2 separate regions of the Mus musculus genome follow, and region 1 is linked to region 2. The links are chromatin contacts, found by POLR2A ChIA-PET in ENCODE. All regions are on one chromosome and are shown on one strand. Each heading gives the region's core, a stretch centred on a gene start or an enhancer-like site at or near the end of the contact. The rest is flanking DNA. Distances are from core to core; before and after follow the strand shown.

Evidence for each region. ChIA-PET counts read pairs that join two places held with the same protein, here RNA polymerase II (POLR2A).
Region 1: POLR2A ChIA-PET joins it to region 2 with 10 read pairs in embryonic stem cell. The contact joins the promoter of Aldh16a1 here to the promoter of Prr12 in region 2. POLR2A ChIA-PET finds 5 or more read pairs at or near these places in 3 of 5 experiments (Patski and embryonic stem cell).

Annotation. Positions count from the first base shown.
Region 1 is chr7:45,152,940-45,159,862 of GRCm38, forward strand. Aldh16a1 (aldehyde dehydrogenase 16 family, member A1) reads right to left here and starts at 1,597. Exons shown (of 17, transcript NM_145954.2): 1 at 1,453-1,597. The coding sequence starts at 1,542. Pih1d1 (PIH1 domain containing 1) reads left to right here and starts at 1,364. Exons shown (of 10, transcript NM_029406.4): 1 at 1,364-1,601; 2 at 3,367-3,460; 3 at 3,793-3,859; 4 at 4,664-4,843; 5 at 5,502-5,563; 6 at 5,648-5,729; 7 at 6,051-6,180; 8 at 6,314-6,389; 9 at 6,742-6,885. The coding sequence starts at 3,371.
Region 2 is chr7:45,051,456-45,059,133 of GRCm38, forward strand. Prr12 (proline rich 12) reads right to left here and starts at 1,879. Exons shown (of 14, transcript NM_175022.3): 1 at 1,341-1,879. The coding sequence starts at 1,426. It overlaps Prrg2 (proline-rich Gla (G-carboxyglutamic acid) polypeptide 2), which reads right to left. Exons shown (of 7, transcript NM_022999.1): 5 at 5,288-5,429; 6 at 3,064-3,192; 7 at 2,149-2,742. The coding sequence ends at 2,724.

The DNA.
Region 1 (6,923 bases), core at 347-2,846, 100 kb after region 2:
TTGGGTTATGTCCCACCTGTAACCTTAAGTACAAATGGTTCTGCACTGCCTGTTCCAGAAAACTTCAACCATGTCTTGGTTTTAAAAAGATATATATTTTTAAAAGATTTATTTATTATTTATTATATGTAAGTACACTGTAGCTGTCTTCAGACACTCCAGAAGAGGGCATCATATCTCGTTATAGGATGGTTGTGAGCCACCATGTGGTTGCTGGGATTTGAACTCTGGACCTTTGGAAGAGCAGTCGGGTGCTCTTACCTACTGAGCCATCTCACCAGCCCTTAAAAAGATATTATAATTGTTTTGCAACCCTACCTTTGTTTCAAAAGGTTGTTATGGCTACCATTTTAGGAACACCTTGCAATAATGTCTTTACTACAGAAGGTTATTATAATGTGTATGTTCTGCTCCTGTAACCTCAACTATTTTGGTGGCCAAATCCCCCTATCCACAAACTATATATAAAAACCTTGTCTTTCTCACATCCAGGACTGACTTCTAGAACCAAAGCTTATTGGGGAGGCAGCTTGTGTCCTCAAAAAAAAGCTAGCTTAATTAATTACTTGCTTAAATTACTTTGGCCGTGATGATTTCGGGTCAGTGATCTTTCTCCTTGTATCTTTGGGATCAACACTCTAAACTTTATAGAGTGTTTTATGCTGTCCCTCCAAAGCTGGAGTCCTTTTGTAGTGTGGTGACTCCTCTTAAGAGTCTAAAGACTCTACAACCTCCTAATACCTGCTTGGATGCTGGAAGAATTTCTGGGACCCTGGGCATTCTGATTGGTCCTTGGTTTTAAAGAAAATCCCAGGAACCCTACCACATTCCGATGAGGCTGCAAGAGGGTTCTGGAGCCTTGGGCCAGGAGGCTCTAAAGGAATAATATAAATGAAGTACGAAAACAGGAAAATCTCCCAAAGAAATCCACTAAACTTGGGAGGGGGAGAGGGAGAATGAGAATAGGATGGGCTAGGAGGGTCAAGAGAACTCAGATGACGTTCGAAGGGGCAGGAGATCACAGAGCACCGTAAGGATATTGAAACAAGGGGAGCAGTCATAGCAAGTTTTGGACGAACTTGGGGTTCTAAACGAACTTGAGGTTCTAAACGTTCCCGCGAGCCTCCAAAGTGCCGGGGGCCACAAGGAACCACGATCTAGCAAGGTGAAGACTCAGGAGGACCGCGAGAGGTATGGGGATTTAGTGACCACCCGTTCCTGAAGGGTCCTGGGGAAACACTACGGCGGCGTTCGGGACCGTAAACGAAAACCGCGAGGACAACCATCGCCGCCCACCGCCAGCCGCCCAGCCCAGGCTTCCGCACTGTAGGGGAAATCACGCGCTCAGAGGGGCGGGGCTTCCGAGAAGGCCGCAGTGGATGACGGGAGCCCGCGCGCCCCAAGCGGCCGAGAGGACTCGGAGGCAGCAGCGGCCGCGGGGCAAGCCCTCACCAGTGCGCATGCGTGGCTCTCCGGCACCGGTCCGTACTCCAGCGTCGTGAAAATCTCCCGGGTACTGGGCTGTACACGCGTAGCCGCCATCGCTCTCCCGGAGCCTTCCGCGAGGGATTGCTGGACGGTCTACCTAGAGGAACTTGGAGGTCCGAAGGGCGGCACCGCCCACTCCAATCAAAGGGGCGGGGCCAACCGTAGGGCCCGGAAGCGAGCTATATAGGACGTGACCCGCCTACTTTAGAGCCGCGCGATGCGGCCTATGGGCGGATGCTGGGAAATGTAGTTTCGGGGAGAACAGACATGGTTGGGTGGGTGGGTGGGGTCCCGCACTGGCAGAAGGCCTTCGGCTATTGTCACTTTGACTCTTTAGAAAAAATAGATTTTCGTTGTTTTGTTTTATTTTGTTTTTCAGACAGAGTCTCACTGTGAGCTCTGGAGGCCCTGGATCTAACTATGTAGACCCGGCTGGCTTCAACTCACAGACCCACCTATCTCCGCCTCCCGAGTGCTGGTATTAGAGGCGTGTGCCAGCACACTTGGCTAAAAAAATATTTATCTTTCTTTGTATGTACTCTGTGTAGCCCTGGCTCTCCTGGAACTCACTTTGTAGACCAGGCTGGCCTCGAACTCAGAAATCCGCCTGCCTCTGCTTCCGGAGTGCTGGGATTAAAGGCGTGCGCCACCACGCCCAGCCCTGAGGTATGTCTTTGCACTATGTGTCTGCAGTGCCTGTGGAGCCCAGAAGAGGGCGATGCAGCCGCTGGGCTGGAGAGAGCCTCATGACAGTTGTGGCTGTTTGGAGCTTAACCCCAGACATCTCCAAAAATAACATGTGTTCTTAATTGCTGAGCCTTCTCTCCACCCCAAATGCTTTTCTTTCTTTAAAAGAAGCAAACAAAGATTATTGTTATGTGCATGAGTATTTTGCCTGCTTGTCTGTGCATCATGTACATGCAGTTCCCCAGGAGGCCAGAAGAGGAGGCGACAGATCCCCCTAGAACTGGAGTTACAGGGCTTTGTTAGTCGCAATCTGGGTGTTGGGAATCGAACTCTCCTCTTCTGGAAGAGCAGTCAGCACTCTGCCGTTTAACTATCTCTCCAGCCTCCTCTGCCTCTATAACTTCTTTATAAGCAAAAACATTAATTATGTTCAAAAAAGGGCGATTAATAGCATTGAGACTGGGTGTGTGTTGAGTGGGATCAGACCCAGAGCCTAACTCATGATAGACAAGAGCAGGAGATACTAAAGTTCTCAGAGTGGCAATCCTTTCTGTACTGTAACCTCTGAGGTTTGGGAAGGGCAGATATGTAGGTTTTATTGATTCAGGAAGTGTGTCATTTCGCAGGCCTCCTCAGTCCTTACTTTTGATTGGTTGGCTAGGAGGGCGTGGCTTCAGCTCTTTCATACAAGTGGTCCCTGTAGGTGCCTGCTTTGGATGAAGGGCGCTGAGGTGGGCTTAACGGTGGCTACTTCAGTTCCTTAGTTATACAGACGCCGGAAGTGTGGCTTTCATTTATGCATTGGCCAAACAGGACCTATCAAGATACCCAGCCGACTTGAGAACGGAGCCTTCATCGTAATGGAACTGTAGACCATTCTCAGGACAAATTTTGGGATTCTGGGTGGAGGCCTGGGTGTACTCACTGGTCCTGGTCGGGAGGTAATGGTGCATGCCTTTAATCCCAGCACTTTGGAGGCATAGGCAGGATTCGAGGCCAGCCTGGTCTACAAAGCATTCCAGGGCAGCCAGGAAAGGCTGCACAGAGAAGCCCTATATCGAACACACACACACACACACACACACACACACACACACACGCAAACGAATCAGCTGTGACCCTACAGTAGGCTAGCTTCGCTTATCTGCGAAACGTTCTTCACGTTTTTGGACGCCTAGGACTTTTTCCTAGGGCCATGGCGGACTCGACGTTTTTGGCACCAGAACTAAGCGACACAGAGTCGATGGGTGAAGAGACGGTGCGGTTTCAGGAGCTGCTGCTGAAGGTGCGGGCTGACTAGACTGGTGGGAACCTGGGTATTTAAGAATCTATTATTAATTGGCACTCAGAGATGTGGCTTCAGTTCCCAGAGTGCCCCATGGCAGCAGTGAGGCCTGTGGGGATTGTAGTTGTTTGCCTCAGGTTTCCTAGGTTCTAAATGAAATGGAGTTGGGGTGATCTTGGGAGTTCTTGTAAAAATAAAAGGGGGCATAGACTGCATAGTACCCCATGTGATCGAGCCTGAGCTGTCCTGAGTTCTCCTACTGACGTTTGAGGAGCAGAGGAAGGGGTTGACTTTGCAGATACATCCTGGATGGTTTACTTTTGTCCCCACAGGCTTCCAAAGAGCTCCAGCAAGCCCAGACAGCCAGGCCAGACTCTACACAGATCCAGCCAAAGCCTGGTGAGAAACAGATGTAGACAGGAATGTCTGTGTCTAGGTAGGTAGGTAGGAAGGAAGGATGTCTCAGGGAGGATGGGAGACCCTGAGAGAGGGTCAGTAGAAGCTGAAGGCAAGAGACACAGAGGATGAAGGTGACAGATCATAACTGGGTACAAAGGCCTAGAAGTAGTTATGTGAAAGGACAGGCAGACAGGAAGATCACTGACAAACACTGGGCCACAGGGAGCAGAGTGGGGAGTGGAGATTCAAAATAAGAAAGAGGAGCAGAAAGCCGGGCGTGGTGGCGCACACCTTTAGTCCTAATACTGGGGAGGCAGAGACAGGTGGATTTCTGAGTTCGAGGCCAGCCTGGTCTACAAAGTGAGTTCCAGGACAGCCAGGGCTACACAGAGAAACCCTGTCTTGAAAAACAAACAAACAAACAAAAAAAGAAAGAAAGAAAAGAGAAAGAGAGAAAGAAAGAGGAGCAGAGAGCACTGGAAGGCGGGAAGGCAGAGGCAAAGTGTGAAAGCAGGGCCATGCGTAGCGGGTAGAGGTGCTTGTCACTAAGCCTGGTGACCCAGGAGAGCTGCCATCACACATTCCAGCCATGGTGTGCTTGCACATATGCACACACACGCAGAAGAGGTGCATGTAGTTAAAAGAGGGGAAGAAATGAATGCCTGTGATCTAAGGAGGCAGAAGTGTCCCAAGTCTGGGGCCAGCCTGAGCATAGAGTGAGAGACCTCGTCTCAGAAGAGGGAGAGGGTGGGTGAGAACGCGACAGCCCAGGGACAGATGGCCAAGACAACTGTACTCGTGCAGGTTTCTGTGTGAAGACCAACTCATCGGAAGGAAAGGTTTTCATCAACATCTGCCACTCTCCCTCCATCCCTCCCCCGGCCGACGTGACTGAGGACGAGCTGCTGCAGATGCTGGAGGAGGACCAGGCTGGCTTCCGAATCCCCATGAGCCTGGGAGAGCCGCACGCGGAGCTGGATGCAAGTCAGTGCCCTCGGAAGACACAGAGTCTGCTCCCCCAACATTGCTTTTCTCAGGAGCTTCCAGTCAGCACTGGGAGCTAGGGGGGTCCAGTGTGAGTGGTCCAGGACTGGAGGGCATGTCCCGGGCTCATCACTGAGGCTGAAGAAGGCTTCAGAGAGGGTTATGTGGAGGAGCGCCAGTCTGATTTGAAGAGTTACTCAGGCAGAAACAAAAGAGCGTCGTAGGCAGAGATGACAAGTGAGCTGGGCATGGTTGCTCACTCTTCCAATCTTAGCTCTTAGGATGCTGAGGCAGGAGAATTGCTGAGAGCTAGAGGCCAGCCTGGGCTACCTAGAAAGAGGACAAGGGCTGGTGTCTGGAGGATACAGTGATCTGGTTGATGGACAGACTGGAAGTCTGGACAGCCAGGGGTCTAGAGTAAAAAGGAGCATTTGCTAGAGTGGGTGGGATAGAGTGAGGGGTCCTTGGAGCTGCTGGGGAGGAGCAGAGACAGCTTTGGTGACGTGAGCCAGAGCCAAGAAGGACCTTGTCTGAGTTGACCTGAAAGTGTATGCTGCCTCTCACTTCCTGTGTCTTGGGTCTCTGGTCCACGGGCAAGTTTTCCTTACGGGTGTTCTATGGAGGTTGTGCAGACCTCATTCCTTGTTTGTCTCCACAGAAGGCCAGGGCTGTACTGCCTATGACGTCGCTGTCAATAGCAACTTCTACCTGAGGATGCAGGTGGGGTTTGGTGGATAAGAGCTGGGCAGTGCTCTTCCTCCAGCTCCACCCCCACCATCATATCTCATCTTTCTCTCACCTCAGAACAGTGATTTCTTGCGGGAACTGGTGGTCACCATCGCCAGGGAGGGCCTTGAGGACAAGTATGGCCTACAGCTAAATCCTGGTGAGGAACAGGAAGGAACAGGAATGGCTTGGGTGCTACACTGGGAGAGGTGAATCCAGTGTGTCGGGCATTTCCTTGACTAGCTTTCAGGACGGGTGACGTTTCTTAGAATGAGGGTGGAGCCAAGAAGGTTCCAGGCCAGGAGCTTGCAGGGTGTGTGAGTGTGTGTTTGTGTAACAGTAGAGCTAAGGTGGGTAGGGGCCGCTAGAGTCAAGCTTGCTATGGTCAGCAGGAGGTATCCAGGAAGGCGGCCCAGCCTCTGTGGACTTGGGAGCACTCCCTGAGGGTTCACCTCAGTGATCTTTGACTCTGCACCTTCAGAATGGCGCATGTTGAAGTACCGGTCTTTCCTGGGCTCCATCTCACAGCAGAACATCCGTTCTCAGCAGCGACCTCGGATCCAGGAGCTGGGGACCCTGGATGCCAGTGGCTCACTGGGAACCTGTCATGGGTAAGCTGTTGTGCACATCTGGGCACATCTGGGCTGATGACTGTCCTGGGGCTGAGACCTGGCTGGGTGGAGGAAAAAAAGGACAGTAAGCCAAGTAGAGGGTCACCCTCAGTCTGCCCTTGTTCCCACACAGCCCAGAACGGCCTCACCTGAACCTTTGGTTGGAAGCCCCTGACCTGCTCTTGGCTGAAGTTGACCTTCCTAAACTGGTGAGTGCAGGCTCTTTAGTCAGGGAGAAGAGCCAGTGGACACCCTGGTGCTGAGGCAGGAAGTCTAGGGGCAAATCCCTGCATCTGAAGGAAGACACTGGGGCCTGGACTCCTGGTCTGGGTCCGATCTCTTGAGACAGTGATGCAGTTCCAGTCTTGGCCCAGAAACCGGACAGGTGTAGCCGCTGCTATCCTGGGCTTGAGTTCCTTGAGACTTAGAATTATTGTCCTTTGGGTTTTTTTCCCATTGTTTTGGTGCTGGGATTGAAGCCACACCCTGCTTGCTAGGACCTTGTGGACATAGCTTGTGGACAGTGCTAAGGGATATGGGCTGACTGTACCTCATCACCAGGACGGCGCACAAGGGCTGGCACTGGAAATAGGAGAGAACCGCCTGGTGATAGGAGGCCCCCAGCAACTGTATCATCTGGATGCCACTGTTCCCCTGAGGATCAACAGTGAGGCAAGCAGGGCTGCTTTTCACCGCAGGAGGAAGGTACCTGGAGGGGCTTCCACAAGTGCTGGGATGTAGGG
Region 2 (7,678 bases), core at 629-3,128:
AGTCATCCCATGGCGGGGGAGGGGGTTAAAAAATGTCATTCTGGAGCACTTAAGAGTCCCACGTTTGCAAACACGGGCATGCGAGGACACACTGGGGACGGAGAAAGTCAGGGGAAGCAAATAGTCAACGTGAAAGGTGTGGTCCTCCCTTGAAGTCCTCCCATGCCACAACAGAACGAAAGGTCCAACACTGCAAGGACGCACGGACAACCCAAGACCCGCTGAAACGACACGGACCCTGAATTAGGAAAGGAATCCAGCCAGGCCAGGAGCAGGAGGTAGCTTGTGTCCCAAATGGCAAGGGGAGAAGGTGGGGAGGGGACAGGACACAGGGAAAGTCCCAGGTACAAGTCCTGACACGAATTCGTTGCATCCCTAGGGGCTGAGGTTCAAATGCACCGGCCTAAGTGAAGCCAGATGCGTGTACAAACAGGAGTTCAATTCACCCGTGCAAAAGAAAAGGTCCCGAGTGTGAAGTCCCACTCTAAAAATTTATACACGCTGGGGAAAGCTAAGTGTGGAGGGGGAGGAGGGTGAAGGGCAGGTGAAGAGTGAGGACACAGATTAAACTACAAGAGGCAGGTTCACGGGTGAACACGCGGCTAGCCACGCGTGCACAGGGCCCACGCTCACACACACAAACACAAACGGGGAAGAGACACGACTCTGTTCCAGAAAGGGCCCAAATCCGTGGCCTTGCACCAGAGGGCAAACAGCGCGCCATCAACCAGGATTCACAGCTTTGAGCAAGGTGGGGAGCAGAAGGGGGCGTGTCCCTAATCTCAGGACCCCCCCAAACACACAGAATTCTAGTTTAAGAAGGGGGCGGGGCCCCTTGCCCACTCTGCGCGGGGAATTTCTTGGAGGGGGGAGGGACCGAGTGGCCCGGCCTCCTGCAGCCCCGGAACAATAGGACCTGGGAGGGGGTGCAGCCCCCCAGGTCTGCGAGCTGATTCTCTTTTCCTCCCACCTTTGCAGTTGCAGAGCCAGGGGCGCCCGGGGGGAGGGGTCAGCACGCCGGGAATCCAAAGATGGGGGGCAAGTCCAGGCCTTGCTTCGCCAACCCTTCCCATCTTCCCAAGGCCTTCCCGGTTCGAATTTGTTTTTGCGCCTTGCCTGCTTCGTTTCTCTCTTTTGCAAGCAGGAGCTGGCTTTGGCGGAGTTTGCAATTTGCAAACTGGGGCGGCGGCGTTGTTACAAACCCAAAGAAGGCCGCTCCCTTGCAAAAATCGGAGGGGGAGTTGGCGATGCACGCGTTGCCGAGCGGGCCCCAGGCCCAGGCCAGGCAGGAATCCCCCCACCTCTTGGCCCATTTCTCTAGGTCCCCCTCAGCTCCTTACCTAGCTTTCGCTGACCTCTCGTAACTCCATCCCGCCCCGGCGCCGAGCGGGTCCCCGAAGCCGGCGCTGGGGTAGTTCCTGTCCATGAATTGGCCGCGGTGGAAATTGGGGGGAGGGGGAGGGAGGGGGAAAGGAGGGGGAGCGCGCGCGCTCTCCTCCGCCGCCGCTCCCTCCGCTGCTTTTTTTCCTCCCTTTCTCTTTTTTTTTCTTTGCGGCCACCGAAGGCCCGGGAAGGCCCCGGGCGGGGGAGGGAGGGGGCAGGGACGGAGGGGCGGGCAAAGGAGGGGTGCAGCCGCTGAGCCAAGGAGGGGGGGTTCCCCCTGGAGGAGGGAAAGGGGGGAGGAGGGACCCCGCTGTCTCCGCCTTTGCCCCGGCGCTTGCAAGAGAGAAGGGGACGCGCGCTCCGGAGGGGGCGTCCCGGACGGCCCCGGAGTGGGTGCGGGCGCTGGGTGCTCGCTCTTTCGCCTCCGCCGCCGCCACCTCCTCCTCCTCTGCGCTCACGGTGCAGCCATCTTTGCACAAGGCGGCAGGGGGAGGGGGGAGGGGAAGGGGGGCGGGCGGCGGGGTGTCTGGCTGCGCTCCGCTTCCTCCCACAATCCCGTGCAAATGTAAAAAAAAAAAAAAAAGAGAGAGAGAGAGCGCGAGCGAGCACTAGCGGAGCCTGGGAGGCGGGGGGGGGGGGTAAGCGAGTGAGCGCGAGCGCACCAGCGGAGCCTGGGGGTGTAGGGCACAGCGCCTGTACACAGAGATTCAGTTCCACCGCGCGCAAATGCGCCCAGAAAGGGGGCTCAGTTCTTTTGCATTTTTATTTTTTTCTCATTGTTTCAATTTTTTATTTCTTCCATCCCCCCTTCCTTTCCCAAAGGGTTTTTAAGCAGAGGGCAGCTCAGATCAACTCCATTTACCCGGGTGCAACACAAGCGTGACACCCCGCTTACAGCACATTGCAAATGCGCCCCCCACCTTTATACTGGATTACAAACCGCCCATGTGCCCGACTGGGGAAATACACGAAGTCAGGCGTGTGCAAGGGCCTGGTTCCCTGCGCGTACGTGCCCCGCGGCACCAGTGGAGTGACAGCCGAGTCACGTCTGATCCGAGTTTCCTAAAAGGTCTGCCCATTCTGAGGCAGGGCCACTGCTCAGACGAAGTGTGGGGGGGGGTCACTGGAGGGCCGGGGGCACCAACTCGGCAACAGGATGGTCAGGGACGTGCGTGTATGCGTGCCCGGCGGAAACACGTGTGTCATGGTAGACCTCGGGTCCGACGACCCTGACTCCCCCACGGACACACTGAAGCCCAGTCGTCGAAGAAGCTGGCGACTTCCGGAATCCGCTATGAATCAGGGGCACAGTTCAGGGAGCCCGCGCTGCAAGCAGGTCTTCAGTGAGGCCTTCTGAGGCTATCGGGGATGGGGGTTGGGAGTGCAGAGTCAAACATCCCAGCCGCCCCCTCCACCGAGCCTACACCGACCCGCCCTTGGTGCCTCAGCCAATCCTCAATCCTGTAGGCACAAGCCCCACCTTCCTCAAAAGCTGCACTCTTGCAAGGCTGATCCACGCCCCTATAGACAATTGCGTAGGGTCCGCCCTCCCCTGCAAGCTCCGCCCTATGTAGGTTTTCCTAAGCACCAAGCCCTGCCCTTGGGGACACGCCCCTCCCACGCGTTGCCTCTCCCCCCCCCTCCCTCTGGCACCACCCAGGCAGAAGCCCCGCCTCATACCTGGAGTAAGGGGGCGGAGGTGCGTCGTGCACCCCGGAGGCTGCTAAAGCCTGCTCATAGGTGGGAAGGCCTGGGGGCAAGGGTGGAGATTGAGGCGTCTGAGGACTCAAGGGGATGATGAGCCCGGTCCTGGAAACAGAAAAAGTGTGGTTAGTATAAAACCTACATTATAGTTGGAGACAAGGGGGTCAGCGGTTAAAACACTTGCTGAACTTGCTGAGGACCCAGGTTCCAATTCCAGCACCCACATGGCTGCTCACAACCATCTGTAACTCCAGTCCTGGAGGAGCCGACACCCTCTTCTGATCTTTGACGGCACCAGGCACATAAAAGAAAACTTTAAAAGAAACGAATAAAAAGAAACCTACAGTCGGGAGGTGTTGGCACACACGCCTTTAATCCCAGCATTTGGGAGGCAGAGGCATGGGGATTTCTGAGTTCGAGGCCAGCCTGGTCTACAGAGTGAGTTCCAGGACAGCCAGGGCTACACAGAGAAACCCTGTCTCATAAAAAAACAAAACAAAAACACACAAAAAAAGAAAGAAACCTACAAGACCTTCAGAGGTGTAAGAGAGATGGCCCAGAAAAGTGCCTCAAAGGACACCCTGATGGACATGGACATGAACCTGGATGTGTACTCTCATCCACAGAAACAGGTGCCCCAGGGTAACAGAGAAACATCAGGACAGACAACAAGAACAGACAAGACCAAGCTCAGGAGGTCCACACAGACACGAACACAACACAGAAACATTTAGTCCCAAAATTTCCCAAACCCAGTCTCTACCCCCCCCCCCCCCCCCGCAAGGTCTCCTGGGCTGGCTTTAGAACTTGGAACAGTCCTTCTGCCCAGCCTCCCAAGCACTGGGACTGCATGTGTGAGCTGCATGCCCAGCTTCCAAACCCATTCTCTTAATATTGTATTTTGATATTTAAATTGCAGTTATATATTCTCTGTGTGTGCACATATCCCCACACACAAATAAAAGAGGACAACACAAGTGAGTGTGTCTCCTTTCACTATGTGGGTCCCTATGTGGTTGTCAAGTTTGGGAGCAATCTGTTTGTTTTGTTTTAATCTGGTTTTTCGAGACAGGGTTTCTCTGTGTAGACCTGGCTATCCTGGAACTCACTCTGTAGACCAGGCTAGCCTCGAACTCAGAAATCCACCTGCCTCTTCCTCCCAAGAGCTCGGATTAAAGGCACATGCCACCACTGCCCCTGGCCCCACTAAGCAATCTTAATGGGCCTTCCCCTACTCAGGACCCAGGGCACTCTAGGTCCATCCTTTCATGGGTAGTCTTTACATGGGCAGTCCACTACCCATCTACACCCTCACTGTTCTTTCTACATTTTATTTTGAGGAGGCTTCTCCATAAGTTACCCAGGTTATCCTTGAATTCACATTATAATGAAGAGGTTTTGAACACTTTAGATCTTCCTGCCTCTGCCTCCCAGGTGCTGGAAGCACCATGATCCCCAGCTACCACTATGAGGCACCCTGTGAGCCTCTGCTAGTCTGAAATCCATAGACTACTCCCAGCGCATACAAACACTTGCTGTAAAAAAAATTTTTAAAATAAAAATAAAAAGCCGGGCAGTGGTGGTGCACGCCTTTAATCCCAGCACTTGAGAGGCAGAGGCAGGCGGATTTCTGAGTTCGAGGCCAGCCTGGTCTACAAAGTGAGTTCCAGGACAGCCAGGCTACACAGAGAAACCCTGTCTCGAAAAAACAAAACAAAACAAAACAAAACAAAAAAAACTTGCTGTGATTTGTACCCATGAGAAAGACCATGCCACAGACAGCTATGGACCACAGCCTACTCAGCCCCATCAGCTGCCTTTTCGTTTGTTTTTCTCTGTGTAGCCCTAGCTGTCCTGGAACTTGCTCTGTAGACCAGGCTGGCCTCTAACTCAAAGATCCGCCTGCCTTTGCTTCCCAAGTGTTGGGATCGAGGGCCTGTGCCACCACGCCTGCCTGCCACTTGCAGTTTTTATCCAGTGATGACTTCACTGAAACCTGGCACTCAAACGACTGACAGGTATCAATTGCCAAAAGAGCCAGTGCTTGCTGAGCAGACCAACAGGAATGGCAGCCTACTCTCCATAGGCTGTGGCTCCAGCCTCTTCATCATTGGTCTCCTGTCCCAAGCTTTAGTCCTCCTCCTCCAAACAAGCTGTCTCCCTCCCACTTTCCTCCCCCTTCTCCTAGAGGACTCCTTACTCTTGCAGACAGGACTCCTGGCCTCTGAGGCGGCGCCGTCGATAATGCAGATACCAAAAGGCTCCCAAGCCGGCCAAGACAATGAGGAGGATCCCAGAGGTCAGTCCCACCGCCAGGCCTGCAACATCCACCCGTCCACGCCCTGTGGGCAGAGGGTGCCAGTGATTCAGTACTACCACCTTCTCAATCCCTTTTCCAGAGGGCATGGGCTGAGAAGCAAAGCGGATCTGAGGCCCCTTCTAGCTCCTGGGGCTTCAGGCAATGAAGAAGACTGCTTTCTCAGAGCCTCTGTTTCCTGGGCTGCAGAATGGGATTGTGACCCACTCCCAGGAGCCCCTGGAAACCCATTTTGATCTGAGGAGGGGCTGATGGGCTAGACCTGCCATCTCAGCTCCTTTTCAAGGCTAAGGCTGGAGGAGTCCATGCCAGAAGTCTGTGTGGCAGTGTATTCAAGGTCAGCCTGGGCAAGTTAGTGAGACCTTATCACAAAACAGGAACTGAAGAGAATGTGAGCTGTTGTAGCTCAGAGGTAGAGCAGCTGGGCAGAATATGTAAGGCCCTGGGTTGGTCCATCCCCATCACTGGACAGAGAAGGAAGAGACAAACATGCATCTTCTACTTATAAACTGAACTTTGACTGCAGAACACAAGAGGAAAGGCCATTGCATAGGAAGGCTTCAGCATTTACAGGGATAGAAAGACTTCACTTAACAATGGATAGATAAATCGGGGGACACCCTGAAATACTGAGGTGTTGAACTTACCTGAAGCCATGCCTAAGGTACAGACCCTTTCAACAAACAGAGGAAGCAAACAAGATTTCAATGTCCTATCTACAATCTGTTTTTGTTCACCTTGGCTCTTTTTATTTTTAAATAATTTTATATATTTTTTGTTGGAGATTGAACCTCTAGGGTTGTTGTTGTCGATTTTGTTTTTTTGGGACAGGGTACTGTGTACCTCAGGATGTCCTCCTGGAACTCACTATGCAGACCAGGCTGGCCTTGAACTCACTTTGTAGACCAGGCTGGCCTCAAACTCAGAAATCCACCTGTCTCTGCCTCCCGAGTGCTGGTTTAAAAAATATCTTTATTCTTATCGTATGTGTATGGGTGGTTTGCTTGTATATGTGTCTTTGCACCACATGCATGACTCGTACCTACAAAGCCTAGAAAAGAGAGTTGGCTGTAACTCTCCTGGAACTGCAGAGTTAGAGATGAGATTAGATTTGTATGTCACCACTGGCCCAGGGAACACCTAGCTTTAAAAAGAGATGTATGTTATTTTGTGTATAGGTGCACTCCATTCATGCCTGGTGCAATGAGGTAAGAAGAGGATGCTGGATCTCCTGGAACTGGAGTTAATTATTGTGACCACTAAGGTGGTGCTGGCTCTGGGACCTGGACCCAACAGGCAAGAGCAGAAAGTGCTCTTAACCCCCAAGTCATCTCTCCAGCCTCCTACTGATTTCCTAAAAGACCTATGTTATTATTCTATTCTTATCTGTGTGTGTGTGCGCAGGGGAAGCAGGTACACATGTGTGCATGCCTGCAGAGGTCAAAGGAATACACCGGATCCTCTGGATCTGCTAAAACTACTGCCAGGCATGAGCAGCACCCAACCAGGGTCCGGGGAGGCAAGCTCCAGTACTCTGCAACTGCAGCAAGCGCTCTCAAGTGCTGCACCATCTCTCTAGCCCTTACAAAACAAATAGATACCTGTGTGTATGTGAGGTGACCACAGTTCAACCTTAAATATGTTCCCCCAGGGACACATTTTTTTTTGTTGTTGCTAATTTTTTTTAAATTATTTATATGTGCACATCCATGTGCATCTGGGGGCGGGGCACCTGGGTGCCACATGTATGTAGAGGACATAGAACAACTTCCGGAAGTCAGTAGTCTCCTTCTATCACACGGTGTCTGGGGACTGAACTTACATTCTCAGACATCCGCTGCTGAGCTATCTTACTGGCCTGCCTCCTTAGACCTGGGCTGGCTGATTTAGGGGGGCTGGTTAGCCAGGGAGCCCCGTGGTTCCTCCCTTCTGTCTCTCCTCTCAAACAGTGGGACTCCAAAGGTACACTAGCATGCCCAGCTTCTTCCTGCAGAGTCTAGGGGTCGAACTCGGGTTCTCAGGTGGCATGGCGTGCACTTGATCCACTGAGATATCGCTCCAGCTCTTGGTTTTGTTTTATGGAGACAGGGAGTCTCAAGCTGACCTGAGACTTGACATGTAGCAGAGGCTGGCCTTGAACTCACAATCTTTCTGCTCCAGCCTCTGGAGTAGCCAGGATTGCCAGGCCAAGGCCAGTGCCATCAGATCTGGCTACCTGCCATACTCACCCCCATCTCCGCTTTTAGCTTGCAGTGAGAAGGCAGGTCTCCCAAA